2 separate regions of the Mus musculus genome follow, and region 2 is linked to region 1. Evidence: chromatin loops called from intact Hi-C (ENCODE). Cell type or tissue: heart. All regions are shown on one strand.

Region 1 (2,500 bases):
CCATTGGCTTTAAATAGAGGCAGCTTTAGGTCAGAAGTCTGACTGCCACTTAAGAGAGCCACTAGGAGTTTTGTGTGGAAAATGGGATCGTACTTTGCATCTTACTGATCAGAGCTGTGAAGGTTAAGTCATGAATATAAAAATGCTTAGTACAATGTCCTGACATTAACTAGGGCTCAATTAAAGGTTAACCAGTTCACAAGAAAACAAATTTGGCCTATCACTAAGGAAACAGAAGGGAATTTGAGACAACAGTCACATGTCTAACACATGGCACACAGGAATAATGGGCCTAGGGACACTTGGTCAAAGACTCTGGTCATTCACAGGTCATAATCACCCAGTGCTTTCCTGAAGTACATGGGTTCCTGGGGAGTGGGGCTGAGGAGGTAAAGTCTAAGTACCAAAGTCCTTGACTACCAATGCAAGATAAGGCTACAAACAAGAAATCTTTGGGGCTATTTCATGTACCTGGCTCGATTTAAGTACTATCTACCACTCTTTGTCTTGTTTTCTAAAGTCTACCATACAGTCAACTCTAACATGGAAAGGTCAAATTTAGATGCTGAGCACATGCAGTTTATCTAAGTGCTGTGACAGATGCAAAGAAAACCAACATGCTCCCAGGCTGCAGAAATGGTATGACTATCTCATTAAGCAGCAGCTTGTGGCATGGCTCTGCAGCTAAAGGCACTCTGTCTGCAAGCCTGGTGACCCGAGTTTGATCCCCAGAATTCACAGTAGGTTGGAGAGCAGATTCCAAACTTGTCCTCTGCCCCTTTCCAACTTAATAACGATGGTCCTAGAGAAATTAGAGTTATATCTAGGAATTATTCTTTCCCATTGAACATTGCTCTCATTCTCTCAACTAGCAGAATTAGAACACCTGCTTCTTTACCTTTATTAATATTGGCTATATCAGGCCTCAAGTATCTTATTACACTCAAGACCTTAGATTTGCAATATATAGAACTAGGCTCCTCCTACATTACTAGGCTCCTCCTACATTACTAGGCTCCTACTGTGTCAGGTGCCCACATTACAGCTCCTTTAGCTTTAGATGATCCCAAGCTGGCACTTCTATCTATCATCACTTTACACTAGGAACCTGAAACCTAGAAATACTGAGGAGCTACAGCGCAAAGGCCACAGCCTAGGTCATCTCTTGGCCAAGTGCAAACTATTGTAGCAGGAAAGGGTCTCTTTGGATGCAATGGAAAGCAAAACGAATTACACTGCGGTGGTAAACAATTTAATCTCTTTTAGCTAAAGATAAACTATGCTTTTATAAAGTAACCCACTAGAGGGCGCTAAATACACAAACTGCGACCAGGGCTTTGCAAATGTCAAGTCTCACACTGGTACAAGATATATAATCAGCTATGGCTTCAAGCCAAAAAGGCTCTCCTCAGAAGAAGCATGATGCATTTTATGATAAGGTGTTGTGTACCCTTGTCCCTCCAACTAAGGAAGAGAAGAACAACAAAAGACCTCAAGCCCCCCAAAGCTTGAAGCTGTATGTCGAGCAATTAATAATCTGTTTCTACTTGATACTGACTGCTGTACAAGGTGCCTTTCACTTAGGCGTTTTCTTTGCTGCATAGTGACAGAGAAAGTGCAAGTAACTTAGGTGGGAACAACTAGATTATCCAGTTAAGTTCACACCACAGTCTCTGTATTCAGGGTGTGGCACTGGGAATGAATGCACACAGTTTCAGCTCACACCTCGGTCTCAGTATTCAGGGTGTGGCTTGGGGGAATGAATGTGCGCAGTTTCAGCTCACACCACGGGTCTCGGTATTCAGGGGGTGGTGCTGGGGAACGCACATACTTTACTACTGAGCCCTAAGGTCAAATCCTAGGAACTAAATAGAGACACCATTTCTTTTAAATTTTATTTTAGACAAGTAAAATTCGTACATATTTTTAAAAACAGAAACAAACATTCATATTTAATTGAAATCTAGAGAAAATATCTTCTACCCAGAATGCCTGATTTCTGAATATTTTTATTTTTTGATTTATTGACGTGCCACCTTTTCTTTCCTCAACAGAATACTCATTTTATGCAAGCAACCAGATTTACAAAATATATTTTATTATTCTCCACTGTCACACATTTTCACTGAACATTTAAGGTCACAAATAGACAGGCAAGGTGATCCAGCACCCTGACAGCTGCAGGGCACTAACACCTTAGTAAGTGCACACAAATACATACTGAGGTTTTTTTTTTTTAAAGCAAAATTAGGATTATCTTGTAAATATCACTTCAAGGCCTACGATAGCCATCTTTCCACATCAGCATTTTTAAATGATTGTCCGTGCAGCGTTGCCAGGCGAGTAGTACTGAGCCACAACTCTCCTCGCCTGTTTCATTTTGGTTTGTATTTTTACTGTTAACATAGCTTACATAAATAGTACATCTTAAGTCTGTACTAGATTGACCTTTCTATTATTTGCAAGTATACTCTACTGTGTGGCTTCCTCCCCATCAACA
Region 2 (2,500 bases), 240 kb after region 1:
GATCCAAGAGGCAGAGGCAATGAGGACTACACAGGGAAACCCTGTCTGGAAAAATGAAAGGAAGGAAGAAACAAAGGAGGGGATAGAGGTTGGAGGAGGGAGGAAGGAAGAACGGAGGAAGGGAGGAAGAAAGGAAGGAAGGGAGGGAGGAAGGGAGGGAGGAGGGAGTTAGTGTGAGGGACCTCCTTTAAATTAGTTATAAATTCATTAGCACCTTTCAAAGGCAAGTATTGAATTTTGAGGGTATACAATTACAGAAACCACAATCTCCAGTTGTTCAACAGGGTGTCACCTGAGGTCATCCCAAGCCTTGATTGAGTTAAGACCTCATATGCCTAAATCCTCAAGAATCCAGCTGTCCACATGCACTGAACCAAGCAAAATGCCAAGACACAAAGTGAACAAGAATGTCTGTCATCCCTGCAGTTGGGGCAGAGAGGCAAGAGTCCACATCACAAAGTAAGACCTGTCAGTGAATGAAAATACCAACAAATGAGTGAATATTCTAACAGTGAGGAGCACCAAAAGATGGCAGAACTACCCTTTAACTTAAAACCAAATAAACTGTATTAGCTAGCCAAAGAAAATCAGGCCTAAATATTGATAAATTCTAGTTAATAAATCATTTAAGATTAATACTACTAAATAAATCATTGGAATCATGTAGAATTGTTTGTATACTCTCGGTAAATCCTAACATCTAGACTATTATAAACCTGGAGGGAGGAGGAGATGATAAGCCCATGACAAATCCTTTATAGTCACCGGGTACTAAACCTGATCATCACTCAGTTTGAAAATGAAGCTGGGAGCGATAGCATGGGCATGCGCTCCCAGAACATGGCAGCAGAGGGAGGAGGACAGTCAAGAGCCCAAGGCAACCTTGGTCTATTTAACGAGTTTCATGCTCTACATAGGAAGTGTCAAGTCAGCTTCAGAACATAGTGAGACACAAAACAACAGTCAAACTTTCAAAAACCCATTACACTTTTAGAATGCACTGTGCAGAGCTGGACGTGCTGGCCCACACCTCTGACCCCAGCACTCACAGGCAGACTGCTATGAGTCTGCGATCTACAGCCTGCTCTACACAATAAGACTGTCTTAAAAAAAAAAAAACACTGCAAAACTGGGCATAGTGACACTGGCCTGTACTTTCAGCATTTGTGAGCTTAAGGCCAGGTTAGGATACTCAAGAAGACCAAGTGGCACATGTCTTATACGCCAACACTCAAGAGGCAGGCACAGGGGCTTCTGTGAGCTCCAGGCCATTTCATTTAATGAACTCTAGATCCACTTTTTAAAAAGCATATATGATAAGGGCATGAGCACACAACTGTTTACTGGTAGGAAAAGTAAGGTGTATCTTGCTATTAGTTTTACTATAAAAATAGTGATTTGTTGTTGCCACCTGCTGGTAAAATTCATCATTTGAACATTAATGGATTTGAATTCATTCATCGCTTCACATAAAGTATCACGATTGTTAAAATTAAACACACGAAAAGCTTACTTGTGCTTGCTAACATTGTCTTCTTTGTGACATCATAATCAAACTAATCTAGTAGACTTCTCTTTGGGAAAAATTGAAAGCTACATCAGAATTAATGGTGACTAAAGCTAGAAAGTGGCTCACACTACATTTTCAGGCCTTGGAAGACTGAGGGAGAAAGATTTAAAAGTTTTAGGACAATCTGATCTATAGTCTGAGGTCTAAAAACAGCAGTGGTCAGGAATGCAGGGGAAGGTTGAGTGGTGAGAATGATCAACCACACCTAACCTATGGAAAAATCCTACAGAAATCTGATAACTGATGAGAAATTTAAACACGCCGGGCATGGGGGCACACGGCACGCCTTTAATCCTAGTACTCGGGAGGCAGAGGCAGGCAGATTTCTGAGTTCAAGGCCATCCTGGTCTACAAAATGAGTTCCAGGACAGCCAGGGCTACACAGAGAAACCCTGTCTCGAAAAAACAAAAACAAAAAACAACAAAAAAAAAAATTTAAACACAGACACACACACACACTCTCACTCACACACTCCCTCACACACACACACACACACACTCTCACACACACACACTCTCATACACACACACTCACACACTCCCTCACACACACTCACACACACACACACACACACATACTCTCTCACACACACACACACACTTTTTAACATACTCTGTGCAGGTAAAGCCATTCCAAGAAACCACAATTAAAAAAAAAAAAAAATCCTTGTGCCAAGAGGCCGCCTTGCCATGTAAGCTGTCAGTGAGCAAGGCCCAGGCAGTCCCCACAACAAAACAGGAACTATCACTGTTATTTGCCCACCAGAACTAGATATCACGGCCTTACCTGTAATGGTGCCTTATACCTTTGCCTCAGAACACAAAAAAAGCATGCTGGAACTGGGTTGAAAGAGCCTTTGCTTGCTGGGTAAAAGGTGTTCTTAGACTTGCCTGTGGAAACCTCTATGTAGCAAAACCAATCCCAAAGAA

What was found. A loop is a pair of places that touch in the nucleus more often than their neighbours do. Peaks named below come from ENCODE experiments on the same cell type or tissue, not always from the same donor. Only the 100,000 strongest peaks of a DNase experiment are listed, where the experiment ranks them.
Region 2: a loop joins it to region 1, with 2.3 times the contacts of the local background. A loop is called at or near these places in 7 of 42 quality-filtered maps.

Annotation. Positions count from the first base shown.
Region 1 is chr5:23,414,653-23,417,152 of GRCm38, forward strand. The region is part of intron 1 of 5031425E22Rik (RIKEN cDNA 5031425E22 gene); the gene reads right to left. Among named protein-coding and RNA genes, the nearest start is that of 5031425E22Rik, 17 kb to the right of the region's middle. In heart, a CTCF peak has its summit at 1,303 (motif pointing right); DNase peaks (open chromatin) are centred at 1,119, 1,339 and 1,709.
Region 2 is chr5:23,655,383-23,657,882 of GRCm38, forward strand. The region is part of intron 2 of Srpk2 (serine/arginine-rich protein specific kinase 2); the gene reads right to left. Among named protein-coding and RNA genes, the nearest start is that of Srpk2, 19 kb to the right of the region's middle. In heart, a CTCF peak has its summit at 1,417 (motif pointing left); no DNase peak of the experiment used is centred here.